Linked DNA regions of Mus musculus: region 1 is linked to region 2. Evidence: chromatin loops called from intact Hi-C (ENCODE). Cell type or tissue: heart. All regions are shown on one strand. Links, peaks and the distances in the headings refer to the core of each region. The heading gives the core; the rest is flanking DNA. Region 1 overlaps Taf3 (TATA-box binding protein associated factor 3). Region 2 has its middle 190 kb from the start of Gm30957.

The links. Hi-C counts contacts between places; a loop is a spot of excess contacts. Peaks named below come from ENCODE experiments on the same cell type or tissue, not always from the same donor. Only the 100,000 strongest peaks of a DNase experiment are listed, where the experiment ranks them.
Region 1: a loop joins it to region 2, with 13 times the contacts of the local background. A loop is called at or near these places in 19 of 42 quality-filtered maps.

What each region holds. Positions count from the first base shown.
Region 1 is chr2:10,004,391-10,012,498 of GRCm38, forward strand. All of the region lies in intron 2 of Taf3 (TATA-box binding protein associated factor 3), which reads right to left. Among named protein-coding and RNA genes, the nearest start is that of Taf3, 40 kb to the right of the region's middle. In heart, for the core only: a CTCF peak has its summit at 6,091 (motif pointing left); no DNase peak of the experiment used is centred there.
Region 2 is chr2:8,751,808-8,759,915 of GRCm38, forward strand. No RefSeq gene overlaps it. Among named protein-coding and RNA genes, the nearest start is that of Gm30957, 190 kb to the right of the region's middle. In heart, for the core only: a CTCF peak has its summit at 2,523 (motif pointing right); no DNase peak of the experiment used is centred there.

The DNA.
Region 1 (8,108 bases), core at 1,470-6,469, 1.3 Mb after region 2:
AGTAACCCTGTCAGTTATCAGATCGGTGCAAAAGTATCACATAGCTTGTGATCAAGTGACCCTTACTTTATTTAATAATGGCCCACAGGGAAAGCGGTGATCCTGGTGAGTCAGATGTGAAACCCTGTCTCAAAAACAAAACAAAACAAAACAAAACAACAACAAAAACCCCAAAATCCAAACTGAAAAAAATCAAACAAAGAAAACAAACTATCATCAACAAGAACAAGAAGAAGAAATATACACCAAGCACATCCATTTACAATTGTGGCTCTTGACAAGTTGGACATACTCAGATGCAGACAGAAAACTGCGGTAACTATTCCTTCCCAATGAACCGTGGTCTAACTGATCACTGGTCTAACTGATCATTACTCTGCCACAAGCACAGGTACTGTCTGAACCTAGATTCTATCACTGAACTTGACGTCTGAGAGATTTTTCTACACTCTGTCTTCCTAAAGATCCTTTTTTAGTGTTATATAACATTTCACGGCCTTTATTATATTATTGATAGGTATTTTAATCAGCTTTCATATCTAAAATTTTATATATTTCTCTTTTAAAAGGGTCTCAAAATTTGAGGGTCTTGCCATTGAGTAGTTTAGGCTGGCCTTCAAGTCATAATTCTAGTGCCTCAATCTCTAAAGTGCTTCTGGAATAAGAGCCAAGAAACCTCACTCAAGCGCCACCTCTGTCACTAACAGTTCTGAAATTCCTGCTCATGCCATGCATGCCCGCTGAGGTTGTATTTAGCATGCCTTGCAGCGTGAGGTCAGAGGCACAGCACCTGTGGCCTCTCATTATGCACACCAGTGGCATGTAGTACATACTCAAATGCAGTACACTGAAAAACTAGAGATCTTAAAGTACAATGAGTCCGCCACAAGGGGACCATGACACGAGGAGACAAAGACATGTGCTTCCATCAGACAGGGGCTCCTATCAGCCAGCCGTCTCCAAAATAACACATGAGATCCCAAAGGAGGAGGCATGTGTCATGTGATTAAAGGCCATGTTCTCTATTTCTGTCCCATATTGGCTTTGTAGTTCTCGGTCAAGTCACTTCCTCAAAAGGACTCAGCAGCCAGCCATCTTAGCTCCAACACTTCTGTGCTTTACCATGGCACATTACTAAAGGGAATGTGTATTGCTAGTGTATTAAAATAGTACCCCAAACCCCACTGTATATGATATCATGTTTTGTTCACGGTCCAAGGATTTAGAAGTAAACCGGTGCCAAAATACTGTAAATGTTTCCCCCCTTTGTGCCTTCAAGAATTGAGCAAGAAATGACAACTATATTTTCTTTAACATTTGCAGACAATTTCAGGCTAAGAAATGGGGCTATCTGACTTGGGTTTTAAACACTGAGAAATTAGCTAACTAATAACTGCAAACAGTCAACTATGAAAGGAATGGCAAGGCCTCTAAGTATTCCACCTCAACACCCACCGGGTCTAAGATCAGTCCCAAAGCTACACACTCAAACTGTCTTTTCAGAATTGTATAAAATCAGTATTAACTGCCTCTAAGGACTCAGACACTGCTACTGTCTCATGTACTCTACGAGGCTTTAGACTAAGCGTGTGGTCGTGTGACAGAAGCTATAGCCACATTATAAAGAAAGACTTGAACAGCCCAAGAAGGGCGGCAACAGCAAAACTAAACATGAGGTGAGGGATCGCCACTGGAATGGAGCGAGCGAGCGAGAAGGAACTCCAGAGAGCTCCGCAGGCCAGGCTGACAGTTACTTAGATTGCTGAGGATAAAGGAGGCAGATGAGGTCCCTGTGCAGGGAGAAAGCAGCACGCTTCCCGGCGTCAGGCCACCTGTCTGAGGAGGGGAAGACAAGCTTTAGGAGGTGAAAAAAGCCCTTCCAGCCCACGGGAAGATTTCAGGGGAAATGAGGATCTTGGCATCTCTCCAGTGATAACAATAATTAAACCAAGGAACTTTCACAACTTTTGAAAATATGTGTCGATGTCCAAATTCACAGATTACACGCGACATGACATAACAATTTACATTCATGACTGTAGACAGCTATCACACACTAATTTCTATACCGTCCCTTTCTTTTGTCCCGTGAACACCAGATATCAACAATCTCGACCTAAAGCTTCAACAATAAGTGGTCTTTTAACGAAACCATGAGGAAATGTTTAGAATATGTGCACGTGGGATAACCTACACCTAGACTTTCTTGCCCCAAGTAACTTTATATAAAATGTTCTATTTCAGCTTACAGAACGCCAGGTTCACAGTTAAAAATATGAGTGTTCGCTAAACAGGAAGCTAAAGTGTTGTTTTCAGGAAACAATAATTATTTTAAAATTCTAAAATGTACTTCAGACTGTTTTAAAAAAATTCATCTTAAACAGTGCTCTCATTTCTCTACTAAAATTTTTATTTAACAATTACTTAGGAGCAAAGAAAAGGTAACCATAAAGAGTGCTCCAAGCTATTTACCACACGTGACGTGTCTGCTTCTGGTCAGTAGGTATGTCCCTTCCTTCTACAGAGAAGGCAAAGCCCTAGGCAGAGAAACCACCTCATGTCACAGCTACAGACTTCCGTTCGCCACAACGGGAGCTTCCGACACAGTTTGCAGCCTATTTTCTATCAGTAAAATCAATCCTAGAAGAAAACACCAAGTTTTAAAATGTTTCCTCTTTTATTGCCCTCTTGATTAAAACTGAATTAAAATGTTCTCAAAGAGAGTGGCCATTTCCCCAATGCACTTCTTTGCTGGCAGGACAGTTTCTCCTCTTTTTTTTTTTTTTTTTTTTTTTGAGTAATGAGACACCGGAGAGTTTGGGGGTAAATTCACTACACTAACTATATTTTAAAAGGACCATTGTTCTATTTTTAAAGCTCTAACTCTTAGTGTTGCATTAGGCCTGCCACACAAAGATAACTCTGAGACGAGACACCAACTTGTCTTTCACGTAACTTTTCAGCTGGGGCCACGGCTCCCTGCGTGCCCGCCAGCGCCAGTGCTTAGAGCAGCCCTTCAGCCAGTGAGGCCACACAGCCTTTGGGCTTTCTCCCTCTCACAGCACAGTCTAGAGGATCCAGAAAGAAATCACAGCTTTTTCTGTATGTGTGTTGAGGAAACATTGCTGTAGCTACACTGGTGGCTGTGTGGGCCACACTATCAGAACTAAGAAGCATACGACCCAAAGATCATCTTCTATAGAAATTTTTAAAGAAAATGCTAACAGTTTCTAGAAGGGTGCCAAGTATTTCTATAACTTTTACTTAAGTGGTCACATAAATGCATTAAGTACTGAGAGAGAAGGAGGGAGGAAAGAACACAAGAGGCACAATTCTGGGGCAATGAGTGACACGGTTTCCTGTGTAGGAATAAGAACACCTGAAATCAACACCGAAGTTGGTCCCAGTCTCCTTACCTCAATTATCCACTAAGAGAGGAAAAGTCCCCTTAAAGCAAGGAAAAGCCACCGACTGATCTCTAAAGGAGCAAGAGCGAAGAACATATATTTTAAGAAATTGAAAAGCATAAACTCATACAGCCATAACAAAATACGGAATCCCAAGGCTGTAAAGTCTGCAAAGCGTTGTTGTTACATAACGCTGGAGAAGAAAGCCCACCGAGACATGTAACTTCTCTAGAGCGTGTGCTTTCCAACTGTAATGTGGCCCCTGCATGGGGGCATCTAGCAGGATTGCTACCAAGAAAGAAAATAAATTCTAGGTACATTTGCCCTAAGGTGATGGTGGTCTTACCTGCAGAAAATGGAAACAAACAGACTCGAAACTCTATGAGAAAGGTATCAGAAGGGTGTTCCTCTGAGTTAAAAACAAACCAGTGAATGAGTCTGTGTCCTTCCTGTCTTCTCTGCCTGTCACACACTCAAGCAGCAGTTCTTACAAAGGGTTCCTCACAGCTCCTCGTACGGGTAGGATAGGTTTCCTTTCCCACCAGAGTTTCTCAGCTAAGGAAACCAAAATCTGTGGCGTGGCCCCTGGGTAAGATGGATATCTATACAAAGTCAAAAATGATTATTTTAACAAGGAAACTCAAGTTATGTTTTTAATTTATAAATGCCTTCTATAATATTTGTTCTCTTGGCATTTTCTTTAAAAAGAAAACCAAGCAGCTTCTCATACTTCATCAGTTTAACACTGGAGCTCACGGCTCACGGCTGCCCAAACGCTACTTTAATCGGTTCCTGTCTCTTTAAAAAGCCTGCATAATTAATGACACTTTTAGTGCCATTCAAATAAATAAAAACCAGTATGGGTATATTCCACATGACAAGCTTATAGCTTTAAAAATCATTAAGAACTTGGCAATAATATTTTCAGCGAATTTTACTATTGCCTATCGATCCTAATGCACTTGACTTATCTGTAGAGATAAAACTTATCTTGACCTTGCTGAATACAAACAGCCCAGACTAAAACCTGTGATAGCCTCTGTGGGCGAAAAGGCAGCGATAACCATTACAAGACAATACAGGCAAGTCCCCACATTCAATACAAATGCTCCAACAAAAGGAAATTTTGCTTTATTTCCTCTTTGGTTATAAGAAATAAGAAAGCAATGGTTTTATGCCTTCAGATAAACAACATTCAGTTATTTTTTTTTCTAACCTACCTAGTATATTTTAAACAAACAGCAAAGCCTCTGTCTTAAGAAGTCCCATGAAGTACAAAGGAGCAGGGGACCAACAGGGAAGAAACTGAATGTCTTCCTTTGGGGACAGCTATAACATCAGAAAAACTCTGTGAAAAACAGCAGAATCCTTCCTTACCATAGCCTGAAATTTTCAGCTTTCACTTTAGTTAAACTCAAATATCCTGAAATGACACCTCCAGTGACTGAGGCCTGAAAGATAGTTCCAAGTGTTTCCCTTTATGTTATGATAGTGCCCTTACACAGGCTCACTCTTCTCAAATGTTAACACAGTGTTTTGTTTTGTTTTTTAAAATCAGATTGTAAAGAGCTAAATCCGAGTGGAATGGCCCAGCCTACTTCCCAAGCCTGCACAGCAGGCAGGCGGCTGGGTGCAGAGGGAGCTCACATGAACCCACTTTCACTTCTAGGCGCCTCTCTGCAGACAGAGCTACCTGTGCCACCTCTGGCCTTGTAACTAAAGTACTTCATGAAGTTAAAGAAAATTCTCAGGAAAATGCTGATTCCTTCATTCTACAAGGCTACTCATAGTGCTAAGATTTCTGATTCTCAACTAAATTTCTCTTGCAACTTTAAAGCACAAAATGAAATAATTTCAAAATATTAGTCATAAAGTTTCAGTTCCAAAACTGAGAAAAGACGTTATAGTTTGGCCTTGAAATCAATTTCTTTGATTTTAGACTACTTGGGGAGGCAAACCATAAAGCTTACGAAGTGTGGCCGGCCGGCCCGGGCGCTTGAACTCCAGGCTGGGACTCTCTAGTCTCACTGCCCTCCAGAGCCTGCAGAGGCCAGGCCATGAGTACACATTTAGTCACTCCAAATGACATTTATGAGAGTTAAGCAAGAGAGGCAGTTTCAGCCACCTTTCCACATCACTCTTTAGTGGTTTGATAACTGTATCGATGGCATATGATTTTAAGGAAGCACGAAAGGAAAAGTTATTAGCAAACTTGCTAAGGTGATCAGTAGCTTGCATCAGCAGAGCACTAGCACAGAATTAGCGGTCCTGCTACTACGCCAGGCACCCGAACACTCCTCTTGACCATGGCATATTAACTCCACTGGAACCAAGAATTTTAAACGTTCCCTACTGGATAATTAGCTCGTAGGGCCTAAATGAAACCTAAAGTAATTTTTATACATTTCCATCTCCAGCATTGCTTAGTGTAGAGAAAAAGCAACACAACTTCCTATATTTTAATAGAGGGCAGTTTAGGCACTTAGCTATAGATGGAACACAGACTTAAAAAAATGCCATCCACAAACAAACTCTGCCACAAAGAATACGGCTCAACTGCTAATTATACAGAGAACGGATTTTAATTACATAGAGAATATTGCTTTTAAAAACACTGCAAATTGCAAAGGCAGACAAGGAGTTAGGGAAGCAATACATTTCTCTTGCGTTACAACAGTGCCCTCTACTGGCAGTTATAGAACCCTGCAGACATAAAGTATGACATTTTTATAGGGGGGAAAGGCCAGGAAGAACAGAAATCTTAGCACTATGAGTAGCCTTGTAGAATGAAGGAAGCAGCATTTTCTGAGAATTTTCTTTAACTTCATGAAGTACTTTAGTTACAAGGCCAGAGGTGGCACAGGTAGCTCTGTCTGCAGAGAGGCGCCTAGAAGTGAAAGTGGGTTCTTGTGAGCTCCCTCTGCACCCAGCCGCCTGCTTGCTGTGCAGGCTTGGGAAGCAGGCTGGGCCATTCCACTCGGATTTAGCTCTTTACTCTGATTTTCTTTTAAAAAAAAAAAAAAAGGCCAGGAAATTGTGCTGCTTTTAATGTAAATGATGAAATCCAACTTGTGTCACGTTAAACCTAAACCAATGTTTAACTTGACATATGAAAAGCCTTCTGATGAAATTTGTAGTTTTAAAACAACTGAATTCAAAGAATGTTTCCAACTATATATCTAGTTAAAGACAAACCACATTTAAGTGATAAATAGATATTAGAAATACTTCAACATTTCTTGGTAAAAAATTCAGAGAGCTAAAGAAACTAAGATCTCCAATTAAATGTATGAATATTTTTCTTGGCATGCCATAAAAGTCACCACCCAACTCATTAACAACAGGTCTTCAACAACAAATTATTGAAACCAATTCAGAGCAGAGACAATATATGACTTTACTTATTATCTCTTGTAACTAGAAATATTTCTTTAACACAAAAACCTGTTCCACAAGAACACCCTTTCTAGCCACACACAGTTGGTGATGGTAACAGCTATTACTAACAAAATAACCATGGAGCTATAGCTGGAACAACAAATCTAGATGTTTGTAGGAAATCACAATACAATCCTCTCCGTGACATTTATCAAAGCTTTGAATCTTACACTATCAGATAGGGAGGGCATTAAGAAATACTGCTTATGGCTGGGCAGTGGTGGCACAGCACTCAAGAGGCAGAGCCACGATGATAGCTGAGTTCCAGACCACCCTGGTCTACAAGGATACACAGAGAAACCCTGCCATGAAAAAAACCAAACCAAAACAAAACACCAACCAACCAACCAAAACTAAAAACACACCAACCAACAACCAAAAATACAAACCAGTGTTTCTGAACTAGCATATTAAACAACTGATCTTAAATAATTACGACTTCACTATTAGCTGACTAGACTATAGAAGACTTCCTGTTATTTATTTATTTATTTATTTATTTATTTATTTATTATTTACCTATAATAAGTAGGTTAATTCTATCAGAGGGACCTACAAACTTCTGCTGCAGAAACTTTATCTTCAAATCAGCTCAAGATGAAACTGACTTTAAGAAGGGAAAACCTTGAAAACATTCTGAAGAACAAAGTGGCCACAGCAGGAAACTATCAGGCTGAGTTTAAAGACTAAGGGCAAGGCCTGCTGAGACATTCAAGGCTGTGAAAACTGGGAGACTGAAGCAGACAGACAGAAGGATGTCAAGTTCAGCAGCTCACAGCCTAGTGAGGGCTGCAAACGTTCAAGAGTTAGGTTAAGAGTTACCACCCAACTTTCCAACCGTAGGTCTTCATATCTTATTAATGGTGGTGTTTTCAATTTTATAAAGGGAACCAAGAGAAAAAGGAAACTTACATCTAATCTCTTATTTTGTAATGAGCTACTAAAAGCATCCTTCATTAGGCTGGAATGCACATGTAAAGACATTATATTCTACATTGTCAGTGGTAGGAAAACCAGAAGAAACAAAGAATGAATTCTGAAAGTATCAGAGAATTATAATAGAGATAAAATAGAATATTCCCATATCCCGAGGATCAGAAATTAATTTTTTACAAGGATATACTTTCCTGAAAATGACCAGAACTTAAAAGAAGTGAGTGATGAGATTTTCATACTTAAAGGAATGATGGATTACAAAAGGCAAGGAGCAAGGTGATCATGGATTAGAATGCTACTGTTTCCTCTCCAGAGAAGTCCATAGTT
Region 2 (8,108 bases), core at 1,793-6,792:
TATTCTTTACGTAAAATCTTGCAATTAGTATGTTCTTAACATGTAGTTACAAATTGGAAAATCTAATCTGTATTCAAATGTACTGTGTGGCTAATGGTTTAGTCAGTGAGGGAGGGTGGAAAGAAGGGGTTTCAGAGTGAAGTGAAGGACATTAGATGGCAATGGAGGTGCCCAAAAGAAAAGAGAATAATAAAATAAATGATAATAGAGTTCTAAACTGAGTCCTATGTGTAAACTGTCAAGATGTCAGACATTGAAGAAATTTTCAGTGGCATAAGTTTAAAATGGCTTATTTCAATACTTGAAATTCAGGTTAGAATTATTTAAAAATCTCTGCTCAATAGTCAATACTAAGTTTAAGAAAGTAGTTCGTGGTGCACACAACTGAGATCTGCTTTATTCTCTGACTCTTTAAATCCTTCTTTCCTTGCTTCGGATAAGCTGTCACTCCTGTATCTCTCTACCAGTGGCAAAAATGTCACAGAATTGATTTGTGACACATGATCACAATCTGTAATAAGAACACTTTATAAATTCAAAGGCCAGGCCAAAAGTAAGTGAAGAGGAGAACTGTAAACCACATACTTGTATTTTTTTACACGATTAACAGTAAAAGGGTCAGCACATTAAGTTGGCTACATATATTGCTGTATACAGAAAACCCAGTTTTCAGCCTCAAGGCGTAAAGCACACATGGTAACTACACCACATCCAAGGAGGAGATAAGTGGAGGCTGTACCACATTCGTATGGATACTTAACAATGTGCCAATTCATTATCTTAATTTGGATGGATTTCTTTCTGGATGAAAGTGTTTGCCTGTAAGTCACGCAAATCTAGGAGAAAAATGGGAAGGCAAAGAAAAGATGTTTTCCTTTTAAAGAAAAAATTTTCTAAGTGTTTTAACTAATGAATATGCAAGAAGATATTCCATTCACTTCTAAATTTGATTTGATTCTGCTATATGCTTTTAAAATAAAGGTGTCATTGTGTGTTAAACAGTTAATGTACACATTCTTTATGCATACCTTTTTATATTATTTTGCTCTACTTTGCATGTTGTTGGCAGATCCTGGGTTGTTGAAAATGGCTTAGACCACTGAGTCCAAAGTAAATGAATATATATTCCAATGAAAGCCTACTGACTGATGAGCAAGACATACAGCAAACAAATCTCAGTTACTTACTTTTCATTTTAGCTGTTGATTGCGTTCAATGTCTTGTGTATATATATATATATATATATATATATATATATATATATATATATCCCACATCAAAAATATAAATGCATTTTTCACTCTCTTGAGTAACAACCCCACTCATATCAAGCATATTAACTCCAGTCTTTTATAGACTATCTGTGATCCATTTTTCTCTGTACTGCCTTGCTCTGTGAGAGGACAGCAGACAATCCTGCTGTTTGCAGACTCGAGACCTAACTATGTCTACAGAGTTTTAAGATGAAGGAGCAAGAGTTAGTTATACAGAATGGGAGGCCAAGGTTGGAGAACTCTGAATATGTCCTATCTCTTCAGGTTAAGATTCTTTTAAAGTCTAGTAGAAAGGCAGAGGGATAGGCAGCTGGCAGCTGCACAATGTAGCCCTTTGAATGATCTGTGTGTTACAGGAGAAAATAAACACCATTGTAATAGAAGCTGCTTTAAAAAGGAAGACAATTTGAATTGCTAGTGAATTCAAAACTTAAATGAGACTAACATCAGCTCTTACACAGAAGGTAGTAGAAATATTCTTCTTTATGTAGAATACTAAAATGTAAGACCAGGGCTGGTAAGGTAGTTCTGTGGGTAAAGATAGCACTGCAATTACTATGCAAGTCTGGGAACCTGAGTTTCATTCATCAAATCAGTATAAATTAAGGAGGAGAAGACTAAATTCACAAAGATATTCTGTGAACTTCCCATATAAGCCACGATATGAACCAATCCACAAATGTGAGCCCCCTTCCATGAATACACTCGCAAATAATAAATAAATAAATAAATAAATAAATAAATATATTATCACAAGATTGTCACAAGATAAGTGTCTCTTATGTCTGGCTCTTTACTAGTTTGTATAACTAATCACACAGGTGGGAACTGTTGTCTCCTATAAATTGTCAGTGTGTTCAAAGCACTGGCAAAAATGAGCACTTGTATATCTGAAATTTAGTGCTGAACATTTTAGTAAGTGGAAACCCCATGATAATATGTATGTATCCGTGGTCCACTTAAGATCTTTCCACGTAGTTCTTAAATATTGATAGATATTATCTGTATAGAATGATTCATTCTTTTAAACCTAGGGAAAACTTCCCTGTAAAGGTAGAGACAAGGAGAAATCAAACAAATTAGCGATATAAGAGAGGTGGTTTGGCCATTACAGGCTAGACTCACAACCAAAATATACAAGGTACTTTCTAGTCCTTTAAAAATGCATTAACACCTTGCCAGTCTCCATATGGGTCTCTGGCAAAGCAAATGGGATTTACATGAACATGCAATAATTCATGTTGCCACTGGGTGGCAATGGCAGCTTTTCTCTCCAAACTATGCATGGTGCCCATAATGCAATTTGGTGCCCATAATGCAATTTAGTGCCAAAGCTCTTGGTCCCCAAGTTTCTCAGGATAATCAGGTGCAAACTACACTTGTGTTATGTTCATGACACAACATATGTCCTCTTTACATTTCTTGCTTTTGGACTTATTCCAAAGCTAAGACAGTTACTAATGTTCCCTTATACCCAGCCAATCATGAACTGTATGGTACCAAGTGCATGAGGAAGAAAAGGCAAAATAAAATGTAGTAGAAAATAAAGCAGGTACCAGCAGAATTGCCTTAATGCCTTCTGCTAGTGAAAGCTTGCAGAGAACCTAAGTATCCTTTAGACTGTTGTCTGTCACACAGCAGTAGTGCTATCCTTCATTCTCTTTAGCACCTCGTTGCCTAAAACATCTTCCCCTGGCCCATAGATAACTTGCAATAATATGGACACACACTTCAGAAGTGCAGTTCAGACAGTGAGCTAAGAATGCTTCCATTTCCCAGGATCCATTTGTTGTAAATGGACAAAGAGAAGAGAAAATATTTTGGAAAATTGTTAAAATATGTATGGTAATGAAGGCTTTGCAACAAATTTTGAGGGGAGATAAATGTGTAGACACTTGAATTCTAACAAATTCAAAGTTTAAAAATGATAACAAGGTTTGAGACCTTACCACAGGCTAGAATAATAACTTTTTTTCATGGAAATACAGGTTTAAGTGTATCCATCCGAATAGAAGTCATCTAAGTGTAAATAGCTTTTCTAGTTCATATGAAGGGGTGATCTTAGATTATTATTTTCATTACTACAGTAAGGTGGTTATATCAATAAAGTGAGATAATATTCTACAAATGTGAACAACAAAACAATGAAGACATATCTTTTATTTCTCTTGGGAAATGTACTCCTACTTTAACTTCCAGAAACCTTGGTCAGTTTCATGGGCTTTTCTTAGTAAATAGAACTCAAGTACAAAATTCTCATAACTAATGGGTATATATGACTAAAAACGTAACTATTGCATCTTTTTATTATCCTAGGCCTCTCTGACAGAGGAAACATACATAGATACCATTTTAGATCTATAGATAAACTAGACAGGATAAAGCCAACTTTTAAATCTTTTCCATGTTTCCTTCCTACAGTGCCTTAATTAATCATATACATTTGGGAAAAGATATTCTTCATAACCAAAGAGAATACATTCACTTCTTCCCCATGGGACTTTGTCTAAGAGCTTCAAGGCCTGGACTGAGTTGAAATTTTGCACAGTTGAAAGCAAGACTTAGGTACCTTGTGTACTGTTGTCCACTCTATTCTTGTTATGTATGAGACCTGTTAAATGCATTAGGTCAAAAAAAAAAAACATTACAGTTACAAATAGAAATTTGAAAACTAATTAGAGATATAAGAGAGCAAAAAACTATTTCAAAATCTTCAAATACTTATTATGATTTGAAAACACAAATAAATCCAGTTGTTATGATCTTGTGTCCAGACACATGTGTTCATACACAGACAACAGAGACACACTCATGGAGGAACTGGAGTGCCAGATTGACGAACGGAAGTAGAGCTGAATGTATTTTTAACTTGGAAGAAAATGGGAGGTGGCGTTGTGTGCATGTTTACTAAAATTGCATGTGAATTGGGGCTTTCCTGATATCTTTGTATTTGCAAATTAATGTACAACACTGACTAAGTGTGGCACTTCATGTAAGTCATTTAGGAAAAGGCTCGTTAAGAATGTGTGACCACAGAGAGACACGACCGGGCACACCTGTGAGGCATGGGGCTCAGGAACTACAAGCCATCCTCAACAACATAGACAGTTTGAGTCCAGCCTGGTCTACATTTAAAAGTTAAACTCAAGAATAAATGTAGACAAATTAAAAAACATCAATGCCTCCCTATGGAGAATTTTGTGGCTTACCCACACATCTTGGTAGCCTGCTCATGGATTATGTGACAAGAACACTTGCTGCTAATGAGATATGCACACTAGAGAATGACTGAGCAAAGCTCTTCTAGAACAAAGATACACGTAGTTTAACATCCAGGGTTACACTTATTTAATTTTAATGTAAAGTTCATCCATGGATTTATACATCAGTTACAAAAAGTTAGAATTCTGATGCAGATGCTGTGTCTTCCAGCCTTTAATACAAAAACAATACTCAACATATGTCTCGCCACATGATAGTTGCACATACATCTGGTTATCTTCTCCCTTTCTAGCCTATGTGTTTCCCTAGGCATTGCCAAAGAGGAATTCTTATTACGATAAAATGTATGCATTCTGTAACTTGCCTCTGCTTCCACTCTGGCTCCAGCAGGCTGCCTTCACTTGGTTAATATTTGTTCTTAGCTGCTTCCTCATTCTCTGGGCCGAGCCAGCCTTCCTGGAAGTCTGTGTTCCCCATGGCTCTCGAAGCTACATAAATAAAAATGTTTTTTAACTGAGGTCATTAAAAGGTTCACAGAATTTTTTCAAGATTTAAAGAGTAGCTGAGGATGCAGGCATACAAACCAACAGGACACAGCTTCCAAGTGGAAAGGAAAGGTCCCCAGGAACATTTTTGTCCCTGCCTTCCCGTGAATTCTATGCTCTGACAGATCCCCAGGAGGGGCATTTAATATTTGAAGGCTAAAAAGAGATAGAATCCTGTTAAAATATTAATAAAAAATCTATGAATTCAAGATAAATACATTGCAGACAAACATGGACTCTTAAATATGTAAGAGAGCATTCAAATACTTTCAGATGAAATTTGAAATTTTATATTTTGAAAACACAAATGAGATTTTCTTAAAATATAACTCAAGAAAAAAGATGGGAAAATAAAAACAGGCAAAGTTAAAAAAAAATACACTTTCAAAAAAGTTTATTCATGGCAGTGAACATGCTTTTCCAAGGACAAAGGTGCTACATTTGAAATCAGTATTTCGTATTAGCAGTTTCTACACCACATTCTACACTGCATCATAATTTTTTTGCGGGCAGTGGTGCTTTTCTAATTTTCTCTTATGTTTATTTATTAATTGATTAATTGATTCTCTCTCTTTCTCCTTGTGTGTGTGTGTGGGGGGGTGCGGGTGCACGCGCATGCATGTGTGAGCACATGTGCACGTGTGCATGTGTGCGTGTGTGCTTTTATGGAGTGTACATGCATATGGAGATAGAAGAATAGCTCTTGGGAGTCAGTTCTTTTCTTCCACTATGCGACTTCTGGGGATGGAATTCAGATCATCAGGCCTGGCAGCATGCACCTTTGCCCTATAAACCAACTCATTGGTCCAACTCTGTTTTGTTGTCGTTTCTTTTCTTAGTTTGTCGTGCAATGTATTATCATCAAATATTCAGGCATCTGACAATGGTCTATTTAATTCTAATTGTCAGCCAGTGTATGCCAACTCAAGGAGAAGCAGAGTAGAGAAAAACTGATCCAAATCTATGCCATTTGTTGCCTATGGTGGAGCAACCTCAGAAGCTGCCTGAGGGAATTTAGTAGTCTTGCTTGCAGATGGTCTCAGTTCTACCCTAGCTTTAAAACATCACAAGTGGTATCATTCAGCAACTGAATCCCTCACTATAATTTATTCTTCTATGAGAAATATGCATAACTCACTATAGGAGATGTTAGTGCTCTGTGTGGTTATTTAAGTAAAATTTGAAGCTACTGTGCTGAGACAATACAGTATTTATAAAAACTGTGCCCTCAATAATCTATCAGTAACCTCTTGAAAGTGCATGCTTACAGAAGAGTGACACATAACACATGTCTAAAATCCATCTAGCAAATCATCTGTCTCATTAGTACAAACTGAGCTGTGTATCTGCTTATTGATCCTAGTGAAAAAAGACAACACAGGTTTTGTTTTCTGAAAGAACCCTGAAATACAGAATTATCACTTCATGAATTCTAAATTTTCAGAGTGTTTCAAGAACAGATCTGTTGTTTATCTTGAATCTATTCTTTAGAGTATTTGTTTTTAAAAACTCTGTTGTATTTTATCTTAAATTTGAATAAGCTAAAATTAAGACAAAATTCTACTATATAAATTATTTGTCAATGAGTATTATGTTTTCTTGTTAGAAATTTATCACATATTCATAATCCCACTTTACATTTTATGACTACCAGTGATACAGCCATTTATAAAGTTAATTGTTTTTGTCTTTATGTATTGTCTTTCTATTGTAGTTCTGCTTTGCTTTCTGGCTTTTCTCTGAAGGATCCTTTCCAGTGAGTTTCAAAGGATCAGAGTAATTTATGCTTATTTTAAGTCAGTAAAATTAAATATCAGAGTAATGTCTAATATATTAATTTTACATATCTTAATATATTTATCTCCTAGCCAACTGAAAAAATCTGTAGGTGCAAATTTCAAAGCATCTCTTCATAGTTAATATTATCAATCATCTATCTGAACATAAGGTTTATTATTATATTCTAGCATATAGATCACTTTAATCTTGATTAAAATACTCCTGGTTGGATATCTTTATGTCAAAATCTAAATCTATTTATAACAGAATGCTTTGATACTTTGCATTATATAAAACTTGAAGACAGTAAACTTAAATTTATTTTGAGCCTGTTACATGAATGATTGTAATTTTTTCTTTAAAATTGAAATTGAATGTCTTAACTTTATTATAAATTACATCACTTTTTAAAGAATTAGTGAGTCCTTTTCATCTTTGTTCTCAAACAATGCCCTTATTTTGTTTTCCTTTGGTTTTTAAACAGTAGTGTTGCCATTTATTTGTGATCCTTTGATTTTATTTGTTGTTATTCAACTGAAGATGATAATATTTTTAATATTATTTTTATAAGACATTGTTATTGTCATTATGATTAGATATATTCTTGATTCCTAAGAGAACACCTGCCTTTGCTATTGATTTTCCTTCAATTTTGGTTATGGGTTTTGTTATACTTGGAGCTAACTTTAGTATTTCTAGTGCAGATCTTTTCTTTCACATTTTCTGTCAGCATTGCTTATAATTCATTCTCTCTCTTTTATTCTCCCTTAGTTTTCTCATTTTGGATTTACTGAACAGTGCTTTCCTTTACATAAGGAATAGGCATTTCTGTTACTAACATTTCTCATTGCTCTGACCAAATGTCTGACAGGAAGCAACTTAACCGAGGAAGGGATAATACCAGCTTGTGATGGTCCACCACGGAGAGAAGGGCATGGTGTCAGGGGACAGAAAGATGGCTGGGCTTTGCCTCTGGGATGCTACACTTCAGTAGTTGATGAGTCAGAAAGCATAGAGGCCAGAGGAAGTTGTGTGGGCCATTAAACTGCAAGACTTGCTCCCAGGAAACCCCTTTCTTCAGCAAGGCTCCAACTCATGGAACTTCTACAGCCTTCCTAATCGGGCCATCATCTGGGAGGGACCTAGTGTTTAAATAGGTGAATCTATGGATGTATTTCTCCTTCAAATATAATTTACTCAATGGTACTTCTGTTTTCTTTCAGCACTAGGAAGTAAAACAATGGACTCTTGAATGTTCCATCACTGAACTGCAGTGCTATTGGTAATT